3 separate regions of the Mus musculus genome follow, and all the other regions are linked to region 1. The links are chromatin loops, found by intact Hi-C in ENCODE. Cell type or tissue: left cerebral cortex. All regions are shown on one strand. Links, peaks and the distances in the headings refer to the core of each region. The heading gives the core; the rest is flanking DNA.

Evidence for each region. A loop is a pair of places that touch in the nucleus more often than their neighbours do. Peaks named below come from ENCODE experiments on the same cell type or tissue, not always from the same donor. Only the 100,000 strongest peaks of a DNase experiment are listed, where the experiment ranks them.
Region 2: it touches region 1 in a loop (2.4-fold over the local background); 16 of 42 quality-filtered maps call a loop at or near these places.
Region 3: it touches region 1 in a loop (8-fold over the local background); 22 of 42 quality-filtered maps call a loop at or near these places.

Annotation. Positions count from the first base shown.
Region 1 is chr11:98,337,764-98,348,299 of GRCm38, reverse strand. Gm33099 reads right to left here. Exons shown (of 5, transcript XM_006534642.3): 5 at 7,402-9,773. The coding sequence ends at 9,405. It overlaps Gm38970 (a long non-coding RNA gene), which reads right to left and starts at 7,041. Exons shown (of 2, transcript XR_880194.2): 1 at 5,982-7,041; 2 at 4,441-5,802. In left cerebral cortex, for the core only: CTCF peaks have their summits at 5,546 (motif pointing left) and 6,167 (motif pointing right); DNase peaks (open chromatin) are centred at 5,507 and 6,139; H3K4me3 peaks cover 984 bases; H3K27ac peaks cover 841 bases.
Region 2 is chr11:98,432,706-98,443,241 of GRCm38, reverse strand. Erbb2 (erb-b2 receptor tyrosine kinase 2) reads right to left here. Exons shown (of 27, transcript NM_001003817.1): 17 at 10,193-10,331; 18 at 9,989-10,111; 19 at 9,745-9,843; 20 at 9,165-9,350; 21 at 8,873-9,028; 22 at 8,667-8,742; 23 at 8,294-8,440; 24 at 7,870-7,967; 25 at 7,529-7,717; 26 at 7,061-7,313; 27 at 5,526-6,929. The coding sequence ends at 6,574. It overlaps Mien1 (migration and invasion enhancer 1), which reads left to right and starts at 4,254. Exons shown (of 4, transcript NM_025559.2): 1 at 4,254-4,384; 2 at 4,498-4,595; 3 at 4,929-5,005; 4 at 5,097-5,534. The coding sequence starts at 4,296. The coding sequence ends at 5,180. In left cerebral cortex, for the core only: a CTCF peak has its summit at 4,191 (motif pointing right); DNase peaks (open chromatin) are centred at 4,240 and 4,983; H3K4me3 peaks cover 1,315 bases; H3K27ac peaks cover 574 bases.
Region 3 is chr11:98,259,052-98,269,587 of GRCm38, reverse strand. It overlaps Mir5119 (microRNA 5119), which reads right to left and starts at 6,982; the gene lies at 6,926-6,982. It also overlaps a transcript of Cdk12 not described here. In left cerebral cortex, for the core only: a CTCF peak has its summit at 4,357 (motif pointing left); DNase peaks (open chromatin) are centred at 2,709, 3,337, 4,335 and 5,151; H3K27ac peaks cover 345 bases.

The DNA.
Region 1 (10,536 bases), core at 3,129-8,128:
TCAGTCATCATCGTGGTAGGGAGTATGTGCAAGTGAATGCTAGAGGCCTGGAGTGCTGTAGCTGGGGAGGGTGGGGGTCGGTGCGGTGTGAGCGTGTGAGTCTATGTAAGTGTGTCAGAGTGTCAAAGATGCGGGTGTGAGTGGCAGCGTGTGGGAGGACTGCGTGTGTGCGGGGGAGGGTGTGGGTGTGGAGGAGGATGTCAGAGACTGTCAAGGTGATGGGCAGGCGGGTGCCAGCTTGCGGGGGGGGGGGTGGTATGCAGGAGAGGGGCTTGAGGCTGTGAATGTGAGAGCAAATTCCGGGGGGGGGGGGGAATGAGTCCCTGCCACAATGTACCCAGCATTCACGTGTCTCTTGCCTTTTCTCCGCAGCTACTGGGGGAGGGGACAGAATCAGCCCAGGGGCAGGGTTGGGGGGCTGCCTTCCCCGTACACGTGCTATCACATGTGTGGGCTTGGTGCGTTGGGGAACAGAGCTGGGGGTGTGTGATCATTCTGAGGTGCCAGTCTCTTCTACAGAGGTGTGTGTGTGTGTGTGTGTGTGTGTGTGTGATGGAGAAGAGGGGCTACTTTGTGGGTTAAGTACCCTTGTTTATCTGTCCAAGCCCTTGAGTCTCTCCGCAGGAGCTGGCACTACCCTCTCTGAGGCTGGCGAGGACTGAGTGCCTCTCTGTAGTGCCCAGAAGGGGTGTGTGTGTGGACCTGTGCCTGTCTGTGCCCTCCTGGGGTTCTGTTTGTGTTGGCTGTCCTCTCTTCTGGTCACTCTTAGGCCAGGAACAGCAGGAGCCCTCCCCACCACACCCGTAACTCCACAGGCAACTTTTCCACTCCTAGCCGGGCACTCTGGCCCCAGGGGTAGACTGAGAGGCCAATGGAGTCTTATGGAAATGAGGTCAGGGGCATGCTGTTCTGCCCCAGACTCAGTGCCCTCTGGGGGAAGAGAGAGAGAGAGAGAGAGAGAGAGAGAGAGAGAGAGAGAGAGAGAGAGAGAGAGAGAGCGCATCAGGGGCCAAGCTTTGCTCTTGGGAATAGGATGTTCTGGTGGACAGGCTCCATGTCCTCCAGCCTAGGCCTGGCCACAGTTTGTTGACTTACATATTTTCTGGGGTGCTGTCCCTGGACATGGGCATCTCTGCCAGTTCCTAGCTTGGCCCAGGACCCCTCTTCCAGATGGGGTGTGGTGAGGAATGGCAAAACCCAGCCTGTTGTTATGTTGGGAGGATCAAGAGAGTCGCTGGGCAGCCTTTAGGTCAAAGTGGGGGTAGGAGGCTGGAGTTCCCCTGCGCTGGGGTCGCTGTGAAAGGGTATGTGGTGGGTAAAGGAGGCAGAGGACAGGGATGAGGCTGCGACCCCCAATGGTACCTCAGTGCCCATTAGAAATTTCTGGGAACCACTGGTTTGTCCTAAACAACCAGGAAGGATTCTCCCCATGGTGCTAGGGAGATGGGAGCACAATTTATTCCCAAAAGATGGACTTTTGGGGACAGTGGGTGATCTTCAGTTCTTTGTCCAGCTCTGCCCGGGTGTGATGCCTCTGGATCCTCAACCCCAGAGACATGAAAGGGAGGGAGGGAAACACAGAGCAGAGGAACACAGAGCTAGGAGGGACGGAGGGTGGGGGTGGGGGGGATTGGTCACAGAGAGAGCAAAAAGAAGAGGACCCATGTGAGAGATTAAGAGACAAAGGGAAGTAGAGGGGACAATGCCTTATGACAGAAAAGCAGGAGACAGAGATGGAAAGAGAATAAAAATAGCTCCACATTAAGATAATTGCAGCTCACAGCTCTGCCCTCCGTTAGGAATTAAATGAGGTTTTATTACTTTGATTTTTCTCTCCTGGATCCTACGCGACTTCTCAGGAACTTGGGGAAAAGTTTTTGCGGTGGGCGGCCAGGTGGCGGAGGCTGCGTGGGTGACAGAGAGGAAAGGAACAGGGAACTGGGGAGGGAGGGCCAGGGGCAAGGAGTGGGTAGAGGCTGATGGGGGTGGCAGAGCCTAGCAAGAGGTGTGGTGGTGGTTGGGGGACTGGACAAACAGGTGGGAGGGCTGAGAAGCCAGCGTGACTCCCATTCACTTCGACTTGGAATTAATCATATGCAAATGAGATGTAAAAATAATATACCACTCCTGGGTTATTATGCTTGAGTTAGAAGAACAGGCAGCTAAGTCCAAAGAACAATTTCAAGACCTCATTTGACTTAATTCCTGCTCGCTCAGACTGACAAGGTTGTATAGTGGTGTGACCGACCGGTCCCTCCTCGGGTCTGAGCACACTGCCTTGAGGTTTTCTGATATTTACTTTCTTCTTCTTCTTCTTCTTCTTCTTCTTCTTCTTCTTCTTCTTCTTCTTCTTCCTCTTCCTCTTCCTCTTCCTCTTCCTCTTCCTCTTCCTCTTCCTCCTCCTCCTCCTCCTCCTCCTCCTCCTCCTCTTTTTCTTCTTCTTCTTCTTCAAGCAAGAGCCACTACATGTTCCTTCTCTGGAAGACAACTCTGGGAAGGTGCTGTGAGGCCTTTGCCCTCCTTTGAGGAGGTGAAAAAGTACAATCGGGTCTTTTCCCTTCCTCAACCCAAGCATATAAATTCACACGGGGGCGGGGGTGGAGGGGGTGGGGAGGTGGGGCGAAGAGTCTGTCAGCCCCGGATGGTCCGGAGCGTCCCGAGTGAACTTAGACAGTTTCTTTGTGTCTCCTCGCTCCTGTATATTTCAAAGCCCACCCTGTACAGTGGTTGTGATGATTCAACAGGATCAAATTTTAAGCCCCAGTGCAATTCGGGATTTCAGGTAGTCTTCAAGCGTTTAGTCTTCCTCCACCGCTTTAAGAGATGAAGTTTTGGGAACGGCCAGCAGGTGGCGGAATCGGCCAGGGTTCGGGCTGCAGCACCGCTGGCTGGCAATGTGGGTCTGCAGTTAGGCATCAAGCAGGTGACCTTGGCACCCACGCACCCCACCCCACCCCCAGCAGAGCTGGAACTGGAAGGAGCGGCATGTGGCAGCTGAAAGGAAGGCCCCAGGAAGTCTTGGGGAGCAGCCTTAGAGAAGCTGGGGAAAACTAGCTGGGTGCACAGGGCCATCTTTGCCTGCGATTGGGAAAGGGAGTAGAGAGAACAATTCAAAGAAAAAAAAAAAAAAAGAGGGCAAGGGCATTCTCGGCCAATACAGTGGAAAACAGTCGTCTGAGGCTTATTCATCTACTAGCATCTTTTCACCATTCAATATAATCCTATCAGAATCTATGCGCTTAAAAGAAAACACTTTACAAACACAACGTAACAGCGCTGAGCGTATGTTGTAATGGAGTTTTGAACTGTGTTTAAAGATTTGTTTATCTTTATTATTTATTTATTTATTTTATGTATGTGAGTACACTGTAGCTGTACAGATGGTTGTGAGCCTTCAAGTGGTTGTTGGGAATTGAATTTTTAGGATCTCTGCTCACTCTAGCCAACCCTGCTCGTTCCAACTAGCTCAGGCCCAAAGATTTATTTATTATTATACATAAGTACACTGTAGCTGTCTTCTGACACACCAGAAGAGGGCATCAGATCTCATTTTGGGTGGTTGTGAGCCACCGTGTGGTTGCTGGGATTTGAACTCAGGACCTTTGGAAGAGCAGTCAGTACTCTTACCCACTGAGCCATCTTGCCAGCCCAATCTGTTTACTTTTAATTCTGTGTATAAGTGTTTGCTTGCTTGTACATCACTGACATGCAGAGCCACAAGAGGGGGACTGAACCCCTGGAGATGGAGTTGTAAGCTGGCATCTGGGTGCTGGGAACCAAATCCTGGTTCTCTGCACGAACAGCAAGTGGGTTTTTTGTTGGTGGCAGTTTGGTTTGGTTTCAAGACAGGGTTTCTCTGTGTAGCCTTGATCGTCCTGGAACTCGCTCTGTAAACCAAGCTGGCCTTGAACTCACAGAGCTCTGCCTGCCTCTGCCTCCTGAGTACTGGGATTTATCCATGAGCCACCATGGTCGACTCATAAACAGCAAGTGTTTTAAACTTCTGAGGCATCTCTCTAGCCCTGGTTATTATTTTGAGACAGGGTCTCACTGTATAGCCTTGGTTGGCTGGAAACTCACTATGTAGATCAGGCTGGCCTCGAACTCCTGGAGATTCTCTTGCCCTCTGCCTCCTGAGGGCTGGGTTTTGTCGTGAGCCACCATGTCCAGCTGAAAAGTCTGTATTATAAGCATGTGACTGTCTCTACCACCACACTGGGGAGGAAAGGTCGCTTGCTCTGCCTGGCCCAATCTCCCTCTGTACTGGTTCAATGTGAATCAAGGCTCTGTTTTAAAGGTTTGCTATGTGTATGTGTGTTTTGCCTGCTTGGGAACCACCTGCATGCCATGCTAGAGGAGGTCAACGGATACCCCAGGGTTGCAGACGTTGTAGGCTGGCACGTGGGTGCTGGGAATCAAACACCAAGTGCTCTTAACTTCGTGTGTGTATGTGTGTGTGTGTGTGTGTGTGTGTGTGTGTGTGTGCATCATGTCAATTCAATGTCAGCAGAGGCTAGACAAGGGTGCCACATCCCCTGGATGGCATTACAGACAATTGTGAGCCACCATTTGGGTGCTGGGACTTGAACCTCTGAAGTAGCAGACAGTGCTCTTAACCTCTCCGAGCTATCTCTCTAATCTAGAATCAAAGCTCTTAGAACACGATTTTAATGGCACACGGTTTTAACATGTATCCTCCACACCATGTATCTTTCCGTTGGACTCTGAGGTACTGTGGGGGAGATGAACTAAGGAGTGAGTGAATAAACAAACATAAGCTGTAGACACTAACAAGTTTGTTATTGAGTTTGTCTTTTGTTGTTTTTTTTTGTTTTGTTTTGTTTTGTTTTTACACTCCTATTTGGAGCGTTTACTTTCCTGGACAGAGTTAGGCCCTGTAGGTGCAGTTTCTCATTTAATCTTCTAGGATAGTCCCATTTTATAGATGGGACAACTGAGGCTTCAGAGGGCTTCAGCAGCTTTTTCCCGGAGCCTAGTTCAAATAAAAGACAGTTCTAGCTAGCATGGTGACTCATATTTGAAATCCTAGCCGTCGTGAGGTTGAACCATGAGTTGCAGAGTAACCTGGGCTACAAACAAACCAACAAACCAACCCACAGATAACCTTAGCCTCCAGAGATCACCCCCCTTTCCCTTGGGCGTAGGGTGTTAGGAAGCTCGAATCCCAGTCCTTGTCCAGGAGATTAGCACTAAGCTACGTCCCCAGCACTGAAGACTTCATTCTTTTGGACACATCCACTGTATAACCTTGGCAGGCCTGGAACTTGCTATAAAAGCCCACGCTGACTTCGAACTCACAGTGTTGAGGTTAAAGGAGTCCGGTTTTACCGCTGTCTTCGACAAGTTTAAAACCCGCGAGTGGAAGATCACTAGCGTACACTGGGCTTCGTTCCAGTTCCGTTTTTTTGGACCTGGTTTCTTTCCCTCCCAGCTTGGTTTCCACGGATCTCCGGAGAAGCAGAAATCGGTGTGCCGAGGTTGCCCTCTGGTGGCAGAAACGAGTACAGTAGTATCTATGCTCTCTGGCGCCCCCAGGTGGAAGCTGAGATGTGGTGAGAAGAGCGCAAGCGGCAACCCATGGAGGGGGGAGGGGCGCCTCAGCCGCCGGCACCTGGAGACCCCCTGCTCTGGCCACTGCCTGGTGCCCCCCGAGGTGCCAGCTGAGGCTGCCCCCAAAGAATGCCAGCTGCCGAAGCTCGCCGCCTCCCACTCCCTCCACCAGCCTCACACACACTGCAATCCCGGTCCAGTCGGCTGCTTCCATTCCCTGAAGAAGAGGCCCTAAAGTTAAAACAGCTGTTAATTTATAAACCAATTTTTCCGTGACTGCTTAATAAATCGCCAGCAGCTGCTCTGCCCCCTCCTCCTGCCCAGGCACCCGGCCCCGGGGGCTGCGTGGAGAAGCTCAGGGCTGCCAGCCTACTCCTTCTGCCTCCTTTGCCCACCAGCCCCCAACTTACCCCCAGACCCCCAGTGAGGGGAAATCCGGGTGAGCCCAGCTTCCCTGGTCTTCAGCAGAGGGCTAAAATGAAAATGTGTTTTCTTTCCTGGAGGCTATCCCTTCCCACACCCCAGTGCCCCTCCCTACACTTCCAGGCCCAGAAGGTGGCACCAGAGGTTTTCCCTGGCTCTGGGGAGTGAGCAGGCATAGCTTTCCTGCTGAAGTTCCCTTGGGCCACTGGGAGGCCAGGGGACCCTAGTTTGGCCCAGGGCTCATTTTTGAGAGTGCTGGAATCTCAGTTTCTCTGCCAGGGCCATCCCCCTGACAGATGCTAACTGAAGTTGAACCCTGCTTTTCTCTCAAGGATATGCTGAGAGGAAGCAGAGCGTCCTGGGTCAGCACCCACTCCTGCTAGACGCCCCCTCCTCGGGAGCAGGGTGAGACTTGGTCTTGTGAAAGATTCTCTGTCCAGCTTCTTCCACTGGGGAAAAAGTAGCTGGAATCCTCTCAGGAGGAGGAGGGGCATGGAAGAAGCGACTCTTTCTCCCTGTGCCTCCAAGTCCCTACTGTCCCAGGGTGGAGGTCTGCTGCTCCAGGGATCTGAGACTCTGCTTGGGACAGGGACATCAGGAATCTGGCCACACCACAAGCTTTGTAACATGAAGCAGAAGGGCCAAGCACAGGCCAGTAGTTCAAATCCTATGGCTACCACTTCCTAGCTGTAGGCTAAGGCAACCCCAACCACCTTTCTTTCCTCGCTGCCTCAATTTATAAAAATGGGGGGGATAATAAAATCGTTGTGAAAAGAAAACAAATTGGCGCACATAAAGCACACAGTAACAAATTGATGCATATAAGCACACAGTAACAAATTGATGTGCATAACAAATTGGTGCACAGAAACACACAGTAAAAGAAACAGAAGCACACAGTAAAAGAAAGGCCCCGTTGTGAATGGGGAGCCACCTTCCTCTCTGATGCACAGAACAGGTGGGAACTCCTGTGGACCCCCTAAACAGCAATCAATCCATGGAGGTGAAACTTCCTAGGGTACGGTCAGATGCTCAGAAGTATCCCTTTAATCCCCACACCTGGGAGGGCTACAGAGCAAAACTCTGTCTCAAATATATATATATATATATATATATATATATATATATATATATATATATATATATAATCCCAAAAAGTTTCTGACTTTTTAAAAAAGATTTATTTTATTTATTATATGTAAGTACACTGTAGCTGTCCTCAGACACCAGAGGAGGGAATCAGGTCTTGTTACAGATGGTTGTGAGCCACCATGTGGTTGCTGGGATTTGAACTCAGGATCTCTGGAAGAGCAGTCAGTGCTCTTTACCACTGAGCCATGTCTCCAGCCCCTGACTTTTTGATTAAAAAAAAAAAATGAAGATCATGGCTCCAGACAAAATTAGGGGGGGAAACCCCAGGTAGGGTTCCTGAGTTCCAGTGTCCTGGTGGGCTTTCTGTCTCTGGTCTCCTTCCCCAGGCCCCTCCTCTGGCAGCCGCGGGCCACTTCCCAGCCTGCAGCAGGAAAAAGAGGGGAAGCTCCTCCCCCATGTGAGCTCCTGTGGTCCCTGCTTCCCTAGAAGAAAGCTCTCCCCACAGCTTTCCAGCTGAAAGCCTATTTTCTCTCCTGTTCCCTGGTAATCAGAGGCTGCCGTGACTCCTTTCTACCCACCCCCACCTCCCACCGAAGACATTGAGTGAACCTGGCTTTCCTGTATGGTCCAGAGCAACTTGGTCAACTTCCCTCGACCCTTGGGTTCCACGTGCCTAAAATGGGGATGCTCCCAGAACCTCCATCCTAATATTCATGAGGATGGAATGGGATCTTGCCCATGAACCTGGACTGGGAGCTGTGGGTGAGGTGGAAGAGAGGGCAGAGTGTGCTCTGTGTGTGTGTGTGTGTGTGTGTGTGTGTGTGTGTGTGTGTGTAAGGAATGCAGATGCCAAAGCCCATGACACCAATCCCAGGTGGGCCACCTTGAACCTCCCTGTGCTCTTATTTCCCATCCATAAAATGGGGGTAGGTAGCGGAGCCTGGAGCCTGCGTCTCAAAGACATCTAGAGCTCTTGGAACAGTTCCCCAACTGCACTGTTTGCTGAGGTGTGACCAGTGGGGCCCCCTGAGGCTTTGCCCCTATGCTGTGCATGTGGAAGTAGGAAGTCACTTAGAGAGAGACTACAAGTGAACTGGAGGGCGGGGCCCTGGTAGTGGTTGTGGCTCAGGACAAGGCCCTGGTCCCCACCTGCCCATTTTGCTCACCTCTGGCATCCACCTAGACCTTGGCTTGGGACCACTCTGATCCCTCAGCCGCCTTTAGTCAATGAAGCAGCCAGCCCCCTCCCTGTGCCCTGGGTCCAGACTATGTCCTGGAAATAAAGCAGGGTCCCTGGGGCCCACTCAAGCCGAGGACTGCTCTGCCAGGGTGCCAGCTGGTGCCCACGGGGGGCGGGGCTGCGGTGTGATCATGTGGAAAGAGAAAGCTGGAAGCCCCCCTAACCTTGATGGTCACCACAGGAAACAAGAAAAGACTAGGGGTACCGAGGACATTTTCTAGGAACAGAAGATGAGATTTTTAAAAATTGACTTGTTCTGTGACTCAGTTTACCCCGCCATCCAAGGAACGGGGTCTTCATTCCCTTATCCCAGGGTCTCTGGGGCTCCAAAAGCCTTTGCATTGGCCTCGCAGATCCGTGCCTCCTTTCCTTTCTTAAAGAAACGAGGCTCACCCTCCTCCCCGCTCAGATTCTCTCCATAGAAGCTACCCTGGGGACCCGCGGCCAGGGGTAGAGAAGGGTAGGGGGAAAGTGCAGGCTCAAGACAGGCCCCCACAGGGAATGGGGATTCGTCTCAAGCCCGCCCAGGGTGCCAGTCCCTGGCCGGGATGACCCGGAGCTCCCGGTCCCTGCCCCTTTCCCGCCTCCTCTGGCCCTTTAAGAGCCTCTCCGCGCGTTGCCGTCCCGGATCAGCCAGAGAGACCATTAAAATTTTATGCAGAATGAAAATGGGCCAGGTCTCCAGCTTCCTCGCTCCCATCCAATGATTTATTACTCGCAAATACCACAGAACTAATTAGTATAGTAATTAATTAATACGCATTTGCATATTTGCATGTGCAATTAGTGCAGTGGAGTGATTACTGGGAGAATGAGGGCCCCGGATTGTCAGATGTGAGGGGGAAGTGGCCTGGAAAAGAGTTAGTGGGAATGAACTTTGCAGGGAGCGCCGAGCGGGAGCGCGGCCGGGGCGGGGCGCCGCGCGGGCTGCGGGGTGCAGAGCGCGGGCGTGGGGAGCGCGGGTGGCCCCCCGCGGCCTCCGACTTGGGGCAGGGGTCGCGACCCCAGCGCCCCGCCCGCCCGGCCGCGCCCGCCCCGCCCCCGCTGCGTGGCACAGCTCCAAGCGCGCGCCTGATTGTTATGCATTGTGTTTCTCGTCGCGAGCGGAGCCGGGCGGAATGGGGCTGGCACAAGCTGTCTCCCTGCCACGCGGCGGTGGCACCTTAAAGGCGCAGCGTCCTCTCCCTGCCGCCGTCCCCGCTGCCCCCACCTCCGAGCCCGGGCCCCCGACCGTCCCCAGGCGACCTCTGGAGGTCAGGGTGGGCGCGGAGGCCACCTGGAGGGGTGCAGCACGGGTCAGGGGCGCGCGGGGCACGTGCCACGGAGCCCGGCAGGCAAGAAGTCGGAGCTGCGAGCGCGATCCGGCGGCTGGGGCGCACCGGGCGCAGTGCCAGGCGCGGACGGGGGTGGTGAGGCGAGAACCCGGAGCTAGGCAGACGAAGGACGACTAGGAGAAAGAAGCAGCGAGTGGCAGGGGACCTGCTGGGTGCCAAGGGCTTTCTTGGGGGAGTTTCTGCGAGGCCTGGCTCCTCTTTCTGTCCCGGTTTACAGCGGAAGGAGAAGGAGCGATTGAGGCAAAGCTTAGGTTTTGGGACCAGCTTCTTCTAAAATCAGCTAGAAACCCAGAGCCAGAAGAAGCACTATTTCCTGGGGAGTAATCAGGAGGACTTCCTGGAGGAAGAAACACCTTCTGAGGGATGAGGAAAAGCGGAGCCGGTGGTCTAATGACACTATCCCTTTCTATATATAGAAGAAGCCCTGAAGGAGTCCATCTTATGCCCTTGAAGTTGGAACTACTCTGGTGTTTTGTTTTGTTTTTGGGGGGGGTGGGGTGGACAGAGAACAAGTCCTTGACACAAACATTGTCAAGGTCCCTCCTTTTCTTCTCCATGGCCAGGCCCTCTGTTCCTAACATCCCGGTCACCGAAACTACTTTAGAGAGAGGGGCAGTTTATAATCGTGAATTAGCCCAAGACCGAACCTCACACAACTTGGTTTAAATTCCGACTCTGGGCAGGTGAGCTGGCTCAGCTGGTAAAAGTGCTTGCCACCAAGCCTGAAGACCTTAGTTTGACCCCCCAAACCCCACGTGATGGGTAAGAGAACTGATTCCCCCAAATTGTGTTCTGACCTCTTCCACAGGTGTGTTGAGGCATGTCCTCCCTACACACACACACACACACACACACACACACACACACACACCAACC
Region 2 (10,536 bases), core at 2,274-7,273, 96 kb before region 1:
CCACTATATGGATGCTGGGAACTGAACCCAGGTCCTTCCTTTGCTAGAGCAGCCAGTGCTCTTAACCACTGAGCCATTGCTCTGGCTCACTTTGGCCTTTCCAACATGACATCTTGGCGTCTTGATATGTAGCCCCAGCTGGTCTCAGACTCCCTATTTAACTGAAGCTGTTCACGTACTTGTGGCCATCTTCCTGCCTCTGCTGGGCTTATAAAATCTGTGCCATCATAAAATACCTTGGTGTGAAGAAGCCTGGGAGATGGCTCAGCTTGCTGCGAGCCTGAGGGCCTAAGTTCTCCTTTCAGGAACCACACAGTGAGGAGAGAACAGACTACCATAGTTGACCTCTGACCTCCACAAGAGCACCATGGTATTGGTGTTTCCACATCCAGAATGAATACTGTTTTTAATTTTAAAATGCTTTAATTGGAAAATGTACATTGACATCTAAACTACCAAGCATCAAATTCCAGTTTCTATTGAATCTTTTTCAAATATACACTACTATAAAGTCAAAACTTCAAGGTACTATTTGTATACAGATCCATGAGAGCACTGACAGCCCAAATGTAAACCTTTATGCTTTTACCAGTATCTTTTTGTTTGTTTGTTCTTTTGTGTTGTTGTTTTGTTTGTTTGTTTGTTTTTCCGAGACAGGGTTTCTCTGTGTAGCCCTGGCTGTTCTGGAACTCACTTTGTAGACCAGGCTGGCCTCGAACTCAGAAATCACCTGCCTCAGCCTCCCAAGTGCTGGGACTAAAGGCGTGTGCCACCATGCCCAGCCTTTCTTTTTCTTTTTAACTTAAGACAGTATCTCACCACATAACTCTGGCTGGCCTGGAACTCTCTTTGTAGACCAGGCAGACCTGCCTCTGTCCTGAGTGCTGGAAATGAAGGCGTAAGCCACCATGATCTGAGTTAGTAGCATCTTGACAAAGTTGCAAAGCCCATTTAATGAACAGATACAATCTTTGAGACAGTGCTTTGCTATTTTGCCCAGAAGGTCCCTGAATTCAGTCAATCCTCTTGCTGGGTCTCCCTAATAGCAGAGGTTACAGACATGTACCACAATACCCGATAAAAGATATTTTAACTAATGGCACCGTCACAATTTAATACTCACATACTAAAAGAGTAATTTAGCTCTTTGCTTCTCATGATGCACAAAAATAATTCTAAATAGGTCTTAAGGAGCTGGAGAGATGACTCAGTGGTCAAGAGCACTTGCTGCTCTTGCAGAGGACCCCAAGTTCAGTTCTCAATCACTAAACATCCAAAGGTTCACGACAGCCTGTAACTCCAGGGGCTCTAATGCCCTCTTCTGGACTCCACAGGCATCTGCATATGCATGCACATGCACAGATATAGACATACACATAAATAAGAATAACCACTAAAAAAATAGATCATAGCCAGGTGGTGATGGCACGTGCCGTTAGTTCCAGCACTCAAGAGGCAGAAGCAAAAGGATCTGTATGAGTTCAAGGCCAGCCTGGTCTACAGAATGGGTTCCAGGACAGCCATGCTATGTACAAAGACGATGTTTCAAAAACAAAACAAACAAACAAACAAAAGACTAAACAAACAAGAAAAATAGATCATAAACCTAAATATCAGAGCTGAAGAGATAAAATCACAATGAAACATCAAAAAGTTAAATAAATAACAATGGGAGAAAATTTGTAGCCTTGGGTTAGGCAAAAGATTATTTATTTGTTTGTGTGTTTGTTTGTAGTGTTTCCAGACAGGGTTTCTCTGTGTAGCCTACCTGTCCTGAAACTGACTGTAGATCAGGCTGGCCTGGAACTCAGAGAGCGGCCTGCCTCTGCTTCCCCAGTGTGGGGACTAAGGATTAAGGGCTTGTGTCTCCTCTGTCGGCTTGCAAAGGACTTTTTTTGTTTTGTTTTGTTTTTTGGTTTTTCAAGACAGGGTTTCTCTGTATAGCCCTGGCTGTCCTGGAACTCACTCTGTAGACCAGGCTGGCCTCGAACTCAGAAATCTGCCTGTCTCTGCCTCCCAAGTGCTGGGATTAAAGGTGTACACCACCAGGCCCGGCCTTGCAAAGGACTTTTAAAAGAAAAACATTTTAATTGCGTATATTCATTTAGTGTGTGTGTGCTGCAAATAGCAAGAGAAAATCTTTGTAAATACTTATTTCACTTGAGATATTGTATGTAGGATATATAGAGAACTCTTAGATGCCAATAATAAAAAGAAAGTAACCCAATTTAACTGGGCTATAAAATGGGCAAAGGTGGCACAGGCCTTTAATCCCAGCACATGGGAGGGAGAGGCAGGCAGATTTCTGAGTTCGAGGCCAGCTTGGTCTACAGAGTGAGTTCCAGGACAGCCAGGGCTATAGAGAAACCCTGTCTCAAAAAAAAAAAAAAAAAAAAAAAAAAAACCAACAGCAAAAATGTGACTACTTGAAAAGATGGCCTATTGCATTACCTAAAAGAATAACTATCATCAGGGCTGGAGAGATGGCTCAGTGGTTAAAAGCACTGATTGCTCTTCTGAAGGTCCTGAGTTCAAATCCTAGCAACCACATGGTGGCACTCAACCACCCATAATGAGATCTGACACCCTCTTCTGGGGTGTCTGAAGACAGCTACAGTGTACTTAGATATAATAATAAATAAATCTTTAGACTGGAGCAAGCGGGCCGACCAGAGTGAGCAGGGTCTACCGGAGTGAGAAGAGATCCTGAATTCAAATTCCCAGCAACCACATGATGGCTCACAACTATCAGTACAGCTGCAGTCTACTCATATATACATAAAATAAATAAATAAATTTAATCTAAAAAAAAAAAAGTAATATCATCAAAGAGACAGGCAACCAGTATTTGTGGTGGCTATGAAGAAACAACTCCTTGTGCCCTTTTGGTGGTGTAAAATGCTACAGCTGCTTAGAAAAAAAAAAACAAAAACAAAAAACAAAAACAAAAGCAGGTAGGCAATCCATAAAGAGTTAAATATAAATTTCTCGCAGCCCAGTAGTTTTAATTTTACTCTAAGGAACTTAAGAGAAATGGCAACACATCCATACAAAGGCATCTACAAGACATTTACTCAAAACAAACAACCCAAAGAAACCCAGATTAATGTTAATAGACAAATAATCTGTGCTTTTTCTATACAACAGAATGAAATAGTATTCATCAATAGAAAGGAACGCCTGGGACACAGCACTGGATGGAGGCTTGCTCTGATACAACAGAGCAAACGTCACATGCTGCAAGAGTCCATTTATGTGAAATGTCCAGAAAAGTTTAGAGAGCAGAGCAGCGATTGCTTGGGGCTGGAGTTGGAAGCTGCAAGCAAACAGGAAAGGCCTTCTTAGATCCATTGAAATATCCTATAACTAGATGGGATGACGTCAGAACTCAGCAAACACAGACCGACCCAACAATGAACAGTTTCAAGGGACACCAGAATGGGTGACTTGTTACGATACTGTAGTGGTGCTTCAGGGAAGGAAGAGACAGGGAGGACCCAGGCTGCAGTTCCAGAATTACAAACTGAGTTCAATGACACTAGCCCTCTAGCAAGAGGCAGGGATGAGGAGTGTGCATAAAGTGGGGGTCAGCACTTCAGAGTCAAAAGAACTAGAGTTCTGGGCTGATGAAGACGCTTGACCTGTAAGAGACAGACCTTTGAGACAGAATCTGATACTCTGAGTTCAATCCCTGGGACCCACATGATAAGATGGAGGAGGCCGAAAGTTGCTGTACTCTGACCTTCAAAAGCATGCTATGGCATGGCCCCCACCTCCAATACACACTCGTCCACAAATTAATAAATAAATGTAGTAAGTTTTAAAGATGCCCTCGCATGCATAAATTCACACTTATACACATATATACGTAATTAAAATATTCTTAAAAGTTAAAAAAAAAAGAACTCGAAAGAAAAGCAGTATGGTGTGGTTTCAAACGCTATCATCGTTCGAGAGGTAAATAGCAACACCAATCACAGACCATCAGCTACCTCGGCCGCCTGCCCCATTTTCTCTGTCTTTTGTAAATGGAAAATAGCTTTGTGATCACAGGCAGTTCGTTAGTAAGCAAATCCATGACTGTGAGCATTGGATGCCAATGAGCTCTCAGAACCCAGGATCAGTGCTGGTCCAGGATATTCGCTCTGCAGCTGGATCAAGATGTAGCAGTACCTGCTGACGGCAGAGGGCGCCCCGACGCAAAGCGAGGTCCGGACACGCCCACGGACACGCCCCCCACGTGACTTTGGCGTGGCGTCACACCCGGAAGCAGCCCTGCAGCGGAGCGGGCAGCAATGAGTGGGGAGCCAGCGCCGGTGTCCGTAGTGCCCCCTCCCGGGGAGGTGGAAGCAGGCAGTGGAGTCCACATCGTGGTGGAGTACTGGTAAGCCACTCGGGTTGAAAAGGAGCCTCTTGTGCTCGCCCGCAAGATGGGGGTGGATCCACGGGAGGCCCCACCCCCGGAACCCCAGCTCACTCCACGTCTCTTCTCCCCAGTAAACCCTGCGGCTTTGAGGCGACCTACCTGGAGCTGGCGAGCGCTGTGAAGGAGGAGTATCCGGGCATTGAGATTGAGTCGCGACTCGGGGGGACAGGTGAGGTCCGCAGAGCACCTGCTGAGTCAGTCCATGTGATAAAACTCCAGCTCTCCCTACATTCTAGAGCTGACATTGGCTGTTGTATATAAAGCCCCTAGTAGGGTCTGACACATAGCAAAAATGCCTACTGTGGGTTTGGAGTGAAGGAACTCTTAATGGCGTATTGGAAAGACGCACGGGTGAGGACTTTGGGGTTTGGGGCTGAATGGCTTCAGGATCGGTGTCTGCCGAGGCCATGAACAGTCTTGCTTGGACTCGAGGTGGTGCCAAGGACCTCCCTGAACTTCTGCCTGTTGTTCTTAGTTCGTTCTTGCATTTATTTCCTACCAGGGGCCTTCGAGATTGAGATCAATGGACAGCTGGTGTTCTCCAAGCTGGAGAATGGAGGGTTTCCTTATGAGAAAGACGTGAGTATTTAATGTACCTCGGGAGGGTGGCTGAGACGAGACACACCCTCCTCTCCTGTGCATGACACTCGCCCATGTCTCTGTCCGCTAGCTCATGGAAGCCATCCGAAGAGCCAGCAATGGAGAACCTGTAGAAAAGATCACCAACAGCCGGCCTCCCTGTGTCATCCTGTGACTAAGAAATGATTCTTGGAAGCTTGGTTCTGGGGTTTAAACCTTTCCTTGTGGTTACGCTAGGAATCCCTCTACCTTTAGCCCCTCACTTGGCCCTAGGTAACTAAGACCCTGACTTCACTTTGCCTCTTAGGGCACAAGGAGGGACTAGACATTTCTGTGGCCAAAGGCAGAAAAGAGATGTTCTCTGTGAACATCACCATCGCTCTCCCGGGATCTGTGCCCTCTGCAGTTTGGTCCTCTCCCCAGCGTGGCAATACCTTTCAGATGCCACGGTTGCTATAACTTATTTTCCCTGAATCCTGGGCAGTGTCGGCTCTTGGCAATAAAGAGTAATTACAAATGCTTGTGTCAACTGGCGTGTGTTTATGTCCAGCCTGTGCGGGGGGCACACAGGTCAGTCTGGCCCTGCTAACACCTAGTGGGTGGGACTAACACCTAGTGGGTGGGGTTTTCCTGGATGGATACTTCTTTCTAAGGCAAGGAAAACAAGTCACATGGCAATGCTCTCCACAAGCTCCCCTCTCCCACTGGGAGGACAGGACTTCATTCTGGGGGTAGCCTTGGAATGAGTGTGTCCAACGGAGTATTCTGGGGGTAGCCTTGGTATGAGTGTGTCCAACGGAGAATGACCCTGTTGCCAAAGGGCCTTCAGAAGGAATCCTAACTCCCCAGTCCCTCAAGCCCAAAGCCAAATTGTCTCAAACTTTTGGAAGATCTCTACACACTCACTCCAGGAGGAGCTGTGTGTCAGATGAGCAATACGGTTTGACCCGGCCCGGGACCACTCTCAGACATAGGCTGGGGTCCAGTTATTTTACAAATCTCATTGCAAATGGAGAAAGGGGACAGCACCCCCCGACTTTCATATAACACCCACTCTCCCACTGTATCCTTATTTCATCTTTAAAAAAAAAACAAAAAACAAAAGTAAAAACAGAACAAAATAAACTCTGTACAAAGACCAGTCTGGGTGCAAGTGCTGTCCCCCTCTTGGGATGCACGTGCCTCAGTCCTAGTGGGGTGTCCTGCTCCCAGGATATTCACCTGGGGCCTCCTCCCTTGCAGGCTGAGCTTCCCTCAGTCTTCAGAACCAAGAGAGCCAGGCCAGGTAAGGAATACCCACTGGACCCTACAGTCTGTCAGGGCAGTCAGGGTCTGTAATCCTCTGGGGCTGAACAGTGTGCTGTCTCTTCCGGCCAGGCGGGGCCCTCTTAACCACTCAGGATTGAAGCATCGAGCGAGGTTCCTCAGGGCACGTTCCTGGCATAGCCGGCTGCCCTGGATGTCATGTGGCCAGAGGACCTTCTCCCTGCTTTGTGGCGGGCGATGGAGACCACAAGTTAGGCCTTCCTTCCCCACTCTGAAGACAGAGGATGTCTGCACATGTGACCTCATACTGGCACATCCAGGCCTAGGTACTCAGGGTTCTCTGCAGTGGGGGTCCCTTCAAAGGTACTTGGTGGAGGACCCTGCTCCGATGAGTTCTGGTCCCAGTAATAGAGGTTGTCAAAGGCTGGGCTGAAGGCAGGAGAAGGGTGGGGCTGAGAGGCAGTGCCTGCTCTGGGTGCTAAGTATTCAGGGTTCTCCACAGCACCCCCAAAGGCAAAAACGTCTTTGACAACCCCATTTTTCCCAGGAGAGAGAGTCTTGGGTCTTTCTAGAGTAGCACCAGCAGGTCGGATGGGAGGCGGAGGACCCTCTGGGGTCAAGGGAGACTGAGGCCGAACCTCTGGCTGGTTCACATACTCTGAGGAGAGAAGAGATGTTGTTAGGGAAAGGGTCCAAGATATTCCTGCCCCATCATTGCCCCTCAGTGGGTGTAGCCTGAGGGTTCTCAACTCCCCTCTCCTCCCAATCTCTCGGGCCTGGATTTCATACCGGGCTGGGGGCTGCAGGCCAGGGGAGCAACGTAGCCATCAGTCTCGGGGGGCAGAGGTAATGTGGGATCCTCACTGTACCGCTGTAGAGGGCTGAGGTCATGTGGAGAGAGGCTCTGCAGTCCTTTGGTTACCCCCACTGCCAGGTCACCATCAAACACATCGGAGCCAGCCCCTTCGGAGGGAGCCAGTGGAGATCTGGGGGGCTCTTCTTCCGAGGGCTCCAGGCCCAGTGTCAGCTCACCACCGCCACTCTGGGGTAAGAGAAGGTCATGATGGGAGCTACTCAAAAGTCTGCGAGGGGAACAACGGGGTCCCAGGAGAGAAACACAGGTCACGATGGTGGCAGTGATGGAGAGAGTGGGGCCCCAAGGGTTGGAAAGCAGCCATGGTAATGGAATCTTCAGGAAAGGTGAGGGTGGGGGAGCTCAAAGGGCAGGACCATCCCTATTCCGAGGTGGGCACTGACCCTGGCCGACGAGCTGCGGTGTCTGCGGTGGGCTGTGCTCCCAGTACCTAGGGCAGGGTCTGGGGAGAAGAATCCCTGCTGGGGTACCAGGTACTCTTCAGCATCGACCAGCTCCCCCATGTCATCATCCTCCAGCAGTGAACGGTAGAAGGTGCTGTCCATGGGGCTGGAGGGGCCTAAGTCCTCGTTCTAGGAAGGAAGGGGAGACACGAGGTGACAGCCCTCCCAGCCTGGTGTTTAGTTCCCTGGAAGGGTTCACCGAGCTTTGGCTAGAGGCAGGGGCTATCCCTGCAGGAGGGAGGATGCTGTCAGAGCAGGTATGGTGTGGGAAAGCCCAGTACCTGGATGACCACAAAGCGCTGGGGGTCCCTTGCCATACGGGAGAATTCTGATACCAACTCCCGGAATCTCGGGCGACATTCGGAGTCAATCATCCAACCTAAGGCGGAAAAAAGTTCAGCATCCTTGTCCCAGGACCAGCCTGGCCTAGACAACCCTGGCTAAGCTGAAAGCCCTCCCGTGGCAGAGCACAACTGGACTCTGGGATCTTGAGGCAGAACCCTGGAGCGTTTCTAGGGTCCCCTTTTAGACTGGCCTCTCTCCTCTCCACAGATGTCCTCTGGCAGGACTTCCACTGTGAATAGGTAAGGCACCTTTGAGGCTCCCTCCAGGACACCTCCCATTTATCCCCCAGCCTGTAAGCGCCCGCACACAGGTCTACCACCCTTCCTCTCTGCCTGCCTGAGGCTCAGCCCTGCCACGCACATTTGACCATGATCATGTAGACGTCGATGGTGCAGATTGGAGGCTGAGGTAGGCGTTCTCCCTTCTCCAGCAAATCAGGGATCTCCCGAGCTGGGATCCCATCGTAAGGTTTGGCCCCAAAGGTCATCAGCTCCCACACAGTCACACCTAGGACAGACAGGCGTCAGGAGTCGGGGGACAGAGGAAGTCTGGGTGTGCAAAGGGAGGGGCTGTGCCAAGAGGTGGGGTCTACCCAGTCTCCTCACTCCCCAGGTGGCCATAAGACTGCACTGGGTAGACATAGACAACCTTCCTCCCCTTCCTCCTATCCCCACCCTCATTCTTCTGCCTGCATCCCACCCTGCCCAGCAACGCATCTACAGCCTCCACACACCATAGCTCCACACATCACTCTGATGGGTGAACCGGCGTCTGAGAATAGATTCCAATGCCATCCACTTGATGGGCACCTGGGGATGCAGAGTAAGAAGTCCTGACTGGGTGTGGTAGGGAGGTGACCCTTTTCCACGTTATCCCAAAGAAAGGTCAGATACCAATCCAGCCCGCCCCACCTCTCCCTCCTCCTCTCCCTCCTCCAACCTTGCCCCCATCTGCATGGTATTCAGTCTCATCAATGTCCAGCAGCCGTGCCAGCCCGAAGTCGGTAATCTTGACGTGGTTGGGACTCTTGACTAGCACGTTTCGGGCAGCTAGGTCCCTGTGAACAAGCCGAACTTCCTCCAGGTAGCTCATCCCCTGGACAAAGGGCATCCGTGTGGCACGTGAGTCTACATCACACCTTAGGGGTACTCCCACCTCATCCTGGCCCCGAATGAAGGCAGGGATTTGCACCCAAAAGATCTGCAGAGCCAGCAACCCCCAAAGCACATACCTTGGCAATCTGAACACACCAGTTGAGCAGGTCCTGGGAGCCTAAGCGACCTCGGTGTTCTCGGACATGGTCCAGAAGGCAGCCATAGGGCATAAGCTGTGTCACCAGCTGCACTGTGGATGTCAGGCAGATGCCCAGGAGGCGGGACACATATGGAGAACCCACACCAGCCATGACGTACGCTTCCTGCAGACAAGGGAACAGAGGGATACAGGAAACCATCAACTTCCATCCACTCTACTCTCCCAGAGACCCTCACCCTCCCTCACTGGCTACAGCCAGGGCCTCCAGACTAGGAAGATGAAGAGTCAAACCCCAATGAGGAAAAAGCAGCCCAGATCTGCACCTAGGAGCTCCTCACATTCTCAAGGGAGAGGGTAAAAAAAACAAAAACGGGGGGTGATCTTCACAATCCCAAGGAGGAGGTTAAAGGGGGGCTCCTCACATTCCCAAGGGGGAGGGTAAGGGGGGAGGGCTCCTCACATTCCCAAGGGGGAGGGTAAGGGGGGAGGGCTCCTCACATTCCCAAGGGGGAGGGTAAGGGGGGAGGGCTTCCCTAGCGGGGGGGGGGGGGGCTTACATCTAGGATTTCTTTGTTAGCTTTAGGAGATGTGTTTTCCCTCAACACCTTGATGGCCACGGGGATTTTCACGTTCTCCCCATCTGGGATCCAGATGCCCTGAGCGAAAAGAAAGGGACTAGAGTCAGGCCCCCATTAAGACACTGAGGAGTAGCCGTCCCCAGCCTCCAGCTTGGCCCACTCCAGTCTCTTGACCATGCCCCTCCCCCAGATCCACCCATGCCAGAACTGGTCCTCTCCTGACCTTGTAGACAGTGCCGAAGGCTCCTGACCCAAGCACCTTCAGCTTCCTTAGCTCTGTCTCCTTTAGGATCCGCATCTGAGCCTGGTTGGGCACAGCTCCACTGGGCGTCAGCGGCTCCACCAGCTGGAGCGAGAGGGTGGTAGGGTGAATGCCCAGCTAGCTGCAAAGCCAAGGGGGTGCTAGGAGGCCCTCGGCACGCCTCACCTCGGTCTCCTGCAGCAGCCTACGCATGGTATACTTCCGGATCTTCTGTCGCCTTCGTTTGATTAGGATTCCAATGACCACCACTATGATCAGGAACAACAGGACGCCCACCACAGTTGCAATGATGAATGTCACTGGGCTGGAAACAAGAGCCAGAATCAGAGACTGGGGACTAGTTTGAGGAGGAAGCTTGAAGAGAACCCATGAAAGGACAGGAATGTCCCTTGGCTCAAAAACTTCACAGGAGATAACCCACCTTGTTAATCTGCACTGTGCAGCCCACCCCAGGGGCTTCTGCCTCATATGAAATGGGGTCCAGTTATATGTACCCCAAAACTCTCAGG
Region 3 (10,536 bases), core at 2,149-7,148, 78 kb after region 1:
GCCTGAGTTTCTTCTGGACTTCTTAGCAGGTTCTAGTCTTGGACTTAAGGCTATAGATCTGACACCCTGGGATAACCTTGGAAGTGGGTGTCAGGCCTGGCAGAATTAGAAGGAGGGAAAGCAGCTCTAGTCCCTCAAAGGACATTCAGAATGCACGGTGACTGCTTTCCTGTGCCTCCAACACCTGGAGCAGAGGTGACCCAGTCACCAAGGCCTATAAAGAGAGGAGGAGGCTTTTCTTTTTTTTTTTTTTTTTTTTTTTTTAAATTTATTTATTTATTATATGTAAGTACACTGTAGCTGTCCTCAGACACTCCAGAAGAGGGAGTCAGACCTCGTTAGGGATGGTTGTGAGCCACCATGTGGTTGCTGGGATTTGAACTCCTGACCTTTGGAAGAGCAGTCGGGTGCTCTTACCCACTGAGCCATCTCACCAGCCCCGGAGGAGGCTTTTCTACAGAGAATAGATACCTTTCTTCCTTTGCTTTGTGCTATCTTCACTGCTCTGTATGTCAGACTTGAAAGAGCAGCTCTGTCAACAGTAGCCACCTATCCTCAAACAATATTCACTATGACTGTCCTGCACTACATTGAGCAGCCAGTCCCATGGGTGGAACGACAGGTCTCAGTTCTAAAGCATCAACACTATCTTCTCTTCTTCCTCATCCCCCTGACAGGACAGGTTTTGGCACAGTTTCTTGATACCAACAGCCCTGAGGCACTTGGATGCAGGATGGGGCCTAGAAGGATTTTTTTCCAGACTGTCCTAGGGGAATATGAGGGCTTCTCACCCTGTCTGTGAGTAACAGACCATGACAGCCCCTGACAGTCTAAGGCAGATCAGGAAAAGGTTGGAAGCTAGAGGCAGATCCTGTGTTTCTCAAGGGCCTGAGGTTACTAAAAAAGAAGACAGTTCTAGGAGTGGAAGGAAGGTAAGGATGGGAGTCGGAAAGCGTGGTGAATTCTACTGGTATTGCCTTTTAACCCTCCAACCTATCTTGCCTCCACCCCAGTTTAGCCTCATAAAGCACAGATCAAAGAATTTTGAAGATTTTAAGACAGGAAAATTTTGAGAAATGCCACCTTTGGGAAACTGGTAGGAAATCCTTCCATTACCTTCATTCATCCTTCTCTCCCTGGCCCTAGCATATAGACAATAAAGGAAGTAAGGGAACAGGGTATAGATAGCTGGACTGGAAATGTATCCTTCTCGCCAGGAAAGCCATCACTGTAAGAGCCAGAGGGGACCTAAGACTCTAGAGCTACATGGATCCAGGAACACTCCTAGCTTTCTTGTAGGGCCTTGCATTTTACCACTGTTTTTATTGTAGTAGTGGGACAAGAGGTGTAAACTACCCCGGACACTTTAGCATAACAGTTTCCAATCATTTTTATTATAGCATGGAAACTTGTGATAAGATTTCCACTAGGAAAAATGTAGTTTTCCTTGGTAGATTTGCCTTTTGGTTAATAGTTGAGGTAGCTGAAGCATTTCTTTCCCTTAGACCTTAAAACATGGCAGAATTCTACAGAGAGGGCTGAAGGATAATTACCTCTGGAACAGGCCACACAAAGGGTATGGTTCCCCACTGTGTCTCTTATAAACTCTATCTGCTGACTTTCCTAAACTGCTCCAACAATCAGGAGCCAGCGACATGAGACTTCAGGCAGTGGAGGACAGAACACATTGCTTACACTTTTCATCTGACTTTCTTCTCTCCTTACCTACCTATTTTTTCTTGCCCAATGCTCCCAGGAACTCTCCAAATCCAGAACATAAAGCAACTTCAGAGCAGGATTCAATTTGTTCTTCCTCTCTGGGTCTGGCTTCCACATCTGTATAAGGAATGAGTCAGATAAGATGAGCTCCAAGTTCCCGTCTTTATAACATTAATGTTCTAAGATTCAGACCCAAATTCACCAGATCTCATTTGGGTGTCATTTTCCATGTAACTGCTATGGTACTTATTTCCTATCGAAATGTGTAGAAATGGCCCCCAACTCTACCCCTTTCAGATTTCCTCTACCACAGCCCCAGGTCCATGGTCCCTAGTTCTTACCCTTTTTCTTCAGGGACCTCAAAGTTTTACCCCACCCCCCTTCCATAGTGTTATACTCTCTGAGATCAACCCATCTAGTCAAAACTGCAGGAGCAAGAGCACAGCCTTACCTACAATTCTGGCTGCAAATTTAAGCTGCAAACCTGAGTAAATCAGCACAACTCCATCTCTTCTGGAGGTCCTGCCAGTTGGGGGGAAATCCTGGCACCTTTCCCCAATGCCTCCCCTTTTCTTCCACCTCGCTATTCTCCATGCCAGAACGCAAAGTGGCCAGTGATTGATGGGCCCGGATTCCTGGTAACCGCACCCAGTGGCCCAATCCTCCTCCCTTATCCAATCCCTCCCCTGTCCCTATTCAGAGATCAGATTGTCTCATGTTGGTCCCTGAGGTCCCATTAATTAAAAATACATCCAATTAAATGGCAGGTGAAAACGTGCTATTGGCGCACTACACCCCCCTGCCCCAGCTTGGTCTTTCCACCCCCACCCCCCTTTTAAGGCTCAGCTGTGCTTTGAGCTGAGGAAAAAAAAAAAAGATGTGGGGAGAGAGAGAGTAGAGGAAGATGTAGGGTAGGAATATGACATGGGGGTGTGCTTGAACCTCTGCCAGGGTAGCATGTGCCAGTCTGGGAGAGTGGCACCATGCCCTGGTGTCTAATTTTTTGAGGTGTGAGTAGGTTAAGTCAGCTAGGCACCACCTCCATTTCTCTTAAAGGGGCAGAGGGCAGTTAGATAGTGTGGCTAGCTGTTCTACCCTGCTTCTGAATTTGACAGGCAAGGAACAAAAGGAAAGGGCAGAGGGATCTCTGGAGTGGGTAAGATGTTCAGGAGGGAAAGGTCTGATTCGTCTTGGTATAATACCTACCTCTGCTATTCTCCAAACTAGGAAGATAAAGAGCAACTAGCTAGGACCCAGGTGGAAAGGCATAGGGACACTCTGGGGCTCAGCTATGCCTACTCATGCCTATAAGAAGGCTAAGAGAAAAATGGAGAGAGGAGGAAAGGAGCCATAATTTGGGTGGGAGCAGATAGGACAGATAGGATCAAATATACACAGATGTATGTTCATGTGGACACCATGCCCCTGAGCACCTTAAGCTCCAAGGGATCTGTCCTGTTGACTCTTTCTGTAAGCAAAACACAGCAGCAGTAGCACTTGCCATAGCCTGGCTGTCCACAGCGCTTCACAATCACTGATTGATCTTGCTTTCTTCCAATTTATGAAGTCCTAGCATTTTACCAGTTAAGACATCTGCCTCCAACCCAAGGTCCCCCTCAAGTGATACAAGTCTAACAGACACTGAGCACTGTCAGAAAAGGACTCACAAAGGAGTGACTAAGGGTAGCACTCAGAATCAGGCATGAGCGAGGGTGCCAACTCAGGGTTTCGGCCTGGCTGCCTTGGCAGCCTCAGCACCTCCTCACTTCACTTTAACGCTAATTGGAGATTTTAATCTGCACTGCTGCTCTGCTCGGGGTGCTGGGGGGAGCACCAGCTGTGCAGTAATTCCAGCAGCACCGACTGTTTAATCAAGCTGTCCTCCTGGGGAGGGGCCTTCAGGCATGGGGGAAGGAGGAAAAGGAAGAAGACCCTGTCATCTCCCTGAGCCTGTTCATTCTGACTGAGTATAAACTGTGGGGTCCTCAGTCCCACAGGATCCCAAGCCACTTGGCATGCCCAGCGAGTCATGACATGGCACAGAGTCCCCACCATGCTGTTTTCTGATACATTTTTTTTTTTGGCTCAGAGCTCTCTAGAGTCCTAGATGTGGTTTGCCCAAACAGACACAAAGATCTATTAAACTTGAATCCTGTAGGTTTGTGTTGGGGGTGGGGGTTGGCTGTCAGGGGGAGAGATGAGGTCACCCACTATTTTAGACTCCATTCTTTCCATACTTTCTCACAAAGACACTTTCCTTTGAATACTTGTAGAAAACCTTTTCCCTTGTGAAACCATTCAACCCCATCCTCCTGGACTGGAACTCAACATCTTGAAGGGATGAGGACAGTGGGTTAAACAGCTGGAGTCAGGCAAACCTTGAAGAAGACATAGCTCCTGGAACTTAAGTTCAGCTGGGTATCCACTCAATCACAGGCCCAAAAGACCAAGTATTTAGGCCTCAGGCCATTTTAAGGGAATTACAAGTGGTATCAGTTATTTTTTTGGCTTCTGGGCCAGGTTCTCTGGCTCTCTGGGAGTGTTTCTGATCATTCCCTGAAAAGAGCGCCCTCATCCATCTGTTTCCTAAGGGGCTTGGATTTTAATTGGCCAGCAGTGCCCTCGTGTGGTAGAAATCAGAACTGCAGTTGCCCCACTGGTCAGGTAACCTGACTGATAAGACAACTAAATAGCAGTTGTAACCTTTGCCATTAGGGAAGTTCATGGGCATGTAGTACCTGACTACATTCTGACATGTCCTGCTTTCTAACAACTCTGACACACATGCTTCTAGGAAACAGCACCTGACTAGTGTCTGGGTTTGATGGTTGTTTATGGGATGGATCCAGAGGCACTTATCTGGACCTGCTGCTTTGGCTGTCTGGGTTGCAGAGGTGAGAAGCACTGCCGAGAGAGAAGTCAGAAAGTCTAAAGGATAAGACAGGGTCACCGCTAGCATCCGGGAGGCAGGAAGATGCTCTAACCCTGACAACTCTCCATAGAGCCCAGAATAAAGCTGACATCATAGTTACAAGAGTAACATCTACTGGTAGACTATACCCTAGCTAGAGCTGTTCCTTTTCCATTCGCTGGGATATGTGGGTGTTAGGGACAGAGGCAAGATACTGGTCCTAAAGAACAGACACTAGATAAACACTCAAAAGAGCCAGGTATTCTTCCAGTTAAGCCTTCAAAATTTCAGCTTTCAAGAGGGAGGCTATGTGTTACTGGATCGTTCTTCACCATCATCACAGTCTGTTTACTACCTCCACTACCTGCTAAACAGGAGGGAAACGGTTCTAAACTACAGAAAAGGGATGGACACCTGATGGACACTAGAAGGGCATCCTAAATACTAGGACTTGGAAACTACTGAGAAGAAGAGCTGAGTCACAAACGCCTTCCATTTTTGGAGACACTGAACAAAAATATTCCTTGAGAAACTAGATGTAGAACCTAGAGTCCCAGTTCATATGAGAGGCAGGGAAAGGAAATAAACACGAGTGATAGAGACAGAGCTAGAGGCCACCCATCATCTGTGAAGTGAGTGAAACACCGTACCTACTCTCAGGTAGGGAAGGTGGAGATGCCGGCTCTGGGAATGACTGCAGAGCTGCAGGCCTCCACTTCTGGTGTCTCATGCAGTGTTTGGATAGGTGGACTTTTCCACTGAACCTAGAAAGAAGGCAGTGAAGTTCATTAGAGGCAAGAAGAGATAGCATTGTCCTATCTTGACTTAAAGAAATAGAAAACAGGGCTGGTGAGATGGCTCAGCGGATAAGAGCACCCAACTGCTCTTCTGAAGGTCCTGAGTTCAAGTCCCAGCAACCACATGGTGGCTCACAACCATCCTTAAGGAGATCTGACTGGTGTGTCTGAAGACAGCTGCAGTATACTTATATATAATAAATAAATAAATATTAAAAAAAAAAGAAATAGAAAACAAAACAAAAAACAGCTTTTGGGGGAAAAGTGTTTTGTATATGAAGGGGTATGGGTAAGGGAGATATTCACCCTAAAGGAGGTTGAAAGTAACTGAATAATAATGTCAGTACTCCCGTGTAGAGGCATATCTATCTGGTAACACAGGAATGAAGTAACTGCTACTGTTAGAGAGGGCTCACTCATTCTAGCTGGAGAGAGCTTGTTAACTACTAGGTAGGATACCAGAATAGGGCCAAATAAAAACTCAGGACACTTTTTTGGGGATTTCAGAGAAGAAACTGCCCTTGTCACAAGTGGGGTGCTACTCCATGTACAATCAGGCCAGTGGCTTCTGACTGGCTTTAAGTCCCTACCTGGCTTCAAGTATTGTGAATGAGATTGTTTGAGAGGCTCTGGATGCAAGGTAACTGATGGGTGTCTGGAGTTCTTCAAAGGCCATCCCTGCTGCTGCTATCTGCAAAGAAAAATAAGAAGCTACATTAGACACAGGACAAGCAACCAGTGCAAAGAGGGTATGTGGTCATGCATCGGAGATTACAATGTTGACAGCTACAGTAACAGTAACAGTATGATGGTTGCTTTTTCTCCAATTCTCTTAAACCTACATGCCCCCAAAGTGGCAAATGAATCTTAAGAATTCTTCCAGAAGAGCTGACTGTTCCAGATTCCTACCTCCAAAGACTAGTTCCCAGGATGATAAGTAAAAAACCATGGCCCTGATACTTAAGGTATATGTCAGAAAATTTAATAGAATACAAGCTGTGAAACACAGAAATACTATAGAGGCCAATGCATGTTATGGTTAATGCAAGATTCTAACTTGGAGGGGGTAACATAACTTTAGACCAGACCACCATCTTCAATTGGAGGTTCTCTTGTTCATCACAGCTTCTTTAAGGAGTTTAAAGTCAGAAAATGGCCTTAGTTATGAAACAGAAAGGTTTACAAGAGTAGATTAGTTGCAATTTGGGTAACTAGGTTTATTGTGCATTTCCTTTGCAGGAACAAAGTCTTTGCATGGAGATTAACCCCATATTCCTATATTCTTTCAACTATAATGCAGTGGACTGACCACAAATGATACACAATGGGATCTGTCTCCTTGTTATCCACGGACAGTATCAGTTGGTAGATCCCTAACACAGACCTTAACTATCTTCATGTTGCTCAGCATTTTGCTGCTTTCGTCAGCATTTTCCTTTTTGCTACTAACAGGTTCCCAATTTTTTATGTCCAGTAAAAGCAAGCATAAGGAGGTACAGCAGACCCAGCCCCAGGATGAGATGACTTATAGTATCTGTCCCATAGGCCAGCCCTGATAAGCTTATTTTTGGTTCTGACCACTGTGCAACACTTTTCCTTATGCACGGTCCAAGAACACCAAATAGCTTCCCCTAGCTCTACAAATAAGAGAAAGGCAGAAGGTGCCCACCAACTCTCCTGAGTCATGATTCCATATCCCATTCAGTGAAACTCCCTCTAGCCTTGCCTCAAGGTGCTCTCTCTCCATTTGGATTCTTCCGACATAAATTTATTATAATGACAAAGAACCTAAGCTGAGATTTGGTATGAATTTTTCACTTTGCCTCTGAGGAGGTTTTCCCTAGTATCAGTCCCTTAGTTTGGGGCCAAGGGTTCTTTGAAAATTTGGGGTAACTCTACGGGCATTAAGATCTTTGGCTATGACTACCACTTTCTTCCCAACAATTTAGTTATATTGTTAAAAATTATTTGTAAAATTTGCATGCCATTCTTTTTTCAAAATTACATTTATGTATATGTGTATGGGAGGGATGCCTGTGCCAGTGTTTGTGGAGGTCAAAGGACAACTTGCAGGTATTGGTTCTCTCCTTCCATTATGTGGGTTCTAGGGATAGATCTCAATTTGCTAGACTAGGCACTTTTACAAGCTATCTAACTGGCTGTGAAGGAGTCTAATTTAAGACAGTGTCTCACTATGTAGCGCTGGCTGACCTTAGTATCTGCTTGTCTCCACCTACTGACCCGAGGTTAAAGGTGTATGTTACCACACTTGGTTACTAAGAGATTATTCTTGAATGATACATAACATGGTTTCATACTAATAGCTTTAAATCTACTTTTCCTCCTCAATTTCTGTCTCTCCCCCTTCAGAATCTGTTTTTTCCCTTCTTAAAGTAGCCTTGGGTTATTAGGAACAGGCACTCGAAAAGCTGAGGGCTTCATGCTTATTCATGTAGATTAATATTCTGCCTCTGGAGCTAGTCCTAGATAGCGCAACAGTCTTATTGCATGACTGGATGAGACACTGTCCTTCTTTAAGCTTCAGCATCATGCTCTAAAAAGAGGCTGGATTACATACCTCTCTTTAGCTCTGGAAAGTTATAATTCTGTAAGGTGAAGACCTCCCTCCCCTGTGATATTCAGGCCCGACACCCTTCTCTATGCCACTGTAGAACGCAGTACCACTGTAGTATATGCCTTTCTAATACACTTTGAATAAAGCAGCAAATGAGTTCTTCTAAATGCTAAGCCCTTCCTCCTAAGAGGAAAAGTTAAGGGAGCTAACTCTCTCATCTTGATAAAGCAGGCAGACTGTCTCTGCCCACACTCAGACTGGCATACTGCATACACACTTGACTTTGCCCAAGGGAACCCTATATAGAAAGCCCATATACTTAGTGGTTGCTAGTCCAACACAACTGTATGTAGATGGGAAGGATATGTAAATATACCCACAGCAGAGAAAAATACCAAATCCCACACACTCCTGTTTTCTCCTACTTTGTGCCTGTACATGCCTGCAAGAAACCTCGGTGAGAGAGGACACAGCATTCCAGCCTTCTTTCTCCCCAAAGTCAGAAAGAGAAAGACAGTGAGACAAGAGCTACTTGGCTTCCTATAAATTGTTTTGTCCTTCCTCACAGCTGCAATCAGAAGCTAAGGGCTCCCGCAGGCCTTGTTCTGATCTGCTGCAGGCGATGGAGGGTTTTTGAAACGGAGAGGACTTGGCTGCAGCCCCGATTCAGCTGCCGTTGGGGCTGGCTAATGGGCTCATTCGGAAAGACCCCTGCCTGCTGCACTAAAGAGTCCCCTGCCGACCCCCTCCCCAGTCCCAACCCAATTAATAAATGGGGGCTCCCACTTTATGGCTCTGGGAGCAGGAACCAGATATACAAATGAGCCCCAGGGAGGGACAGAAAAAGGCCTTCCAAGAATCAAGCCAGAAGACTGTGCTTCCACAGCACACACCGCCACAGGCATTCATTTCCCATCTTTAAAGCATAACAGAAGAAACAAAAAACAAAACACCACAACCAACTAAAAATCACCTCTATATTCTTCCCCAGATAACATGAGCTAGAAGTTTTGATGTCTTTGCTATATACCAGGATCAGACTTTCTTGCCTGGTTCTCCAAAGTGAAAAAAGCTTGGGGCAGGTACTGGAGGCATATGGTCACAATGCATGCTCCAGTCCTCCTTTAGTAGGGTGTGCTCCTGTCTTCTTCAACACTGAACAAAGGTACACTGCATGTAGCTAACAAGCACCTGCTTCTTAGCAACTAAGCAGCCACCTCTTACCTAACTTTTACCATCAGTTCAACTGTGTCCTGGGACCCTCATCTGGAAACCATCCTTTAACCTCCCCAACCCACACCCCACTCACACCTATGCTGGCAGCAAGCCTAACTCCTGTGAACTCCCCTCCTTTCTTTGGAGTCCCCTGGTCTCACACTAGTGACAGTCTTTATTGCCTTAAGTCTGGGCAAGAACAGCATTCTAAAGAATTATTTCCTTGGCCCAATAAAGTTATGAAAGGCTTCAACATCATTTTTAGCTCACTTCTATTGCTCCCTATAACTATTTAATAAACCAAAGTTCAAATCCTAATTCAGGCAACTAAGACTGGTTTTCCAACTTCATTTCTTTCTTTTTCTTTTTTTTTTTTTTTTTTGAGACAGGGTTTCTCTGTATAGCCCTGGCTGACTTGGAACTCACTTTGTAGACCAGGCTGGCCTCGTCTACAACTCAGAAATCCGCCTGCTTCTGCCTCCCAAGTGCTGAGATTAAAGGCGTGAGCCACCACAACCGGCTCCAACTTCGTTTCTTAATACACCTTTCCTGTTCCATTCTAGCCAGTAAGTTGACAACCCTGTGCTGGGAACAGACATACACCGTCTTCTCTATGCTTCCTCCTATTTTAGGCCTGTGATGCTAGTGAGAAGCTCTTTTTTTTTTTTTTTTTTTGGTTTTTCGAGACAGGGTTTCTCTGTATAGCCCTGGCTGTCCTGGAACTCACTTTGTAGTCCAGGCTGGCCTCAAACTCAGAAATCCGCCTGCCTCTGCCTTCCGAGTGCTGGGATTAAAGGCGTGCACCATCACAGTCAGCGAGAAGCTCTTTTTTTATAGGGCACAGAACCCAAGTCTTCTCTCTCCCAAAAGTTACAGAAAGAGAAAGAGCAAGACAGGAGCTACTTGGGTTCCTGAAAACTTACATGGAGTTGTGTGCTCTGCCATTTCTGCCATTTTTACTCTCAGAGTCATGACTAACTCAGCCTTTTCTGGTTATTTCTTTGTTTTGGCTTCTTGTTGAGGCTACACTCATTTCATAACCTGCACATCCAATGTATAGACTTATAAAATACAGATTCTTAAGTCAGTACATGCCCATAACCCCCAAACTCTTGAAGCAAAATCGAGGTCATCCTGGATTACAGTTTTGAGGCCAATCTGAGTGATATAGTAAGACTGTTTCAAACAAAAAAAGCACAGCAGACTAAATAAAAAATATCCATTTCCTATACCTTAGCCAAGAGTAAGACTCACCTCTCCCACTAGGCCCAGAAGCTTCCTAAACGAGAGAACCTCTCAGTGCACTTGCTCATTCTGAG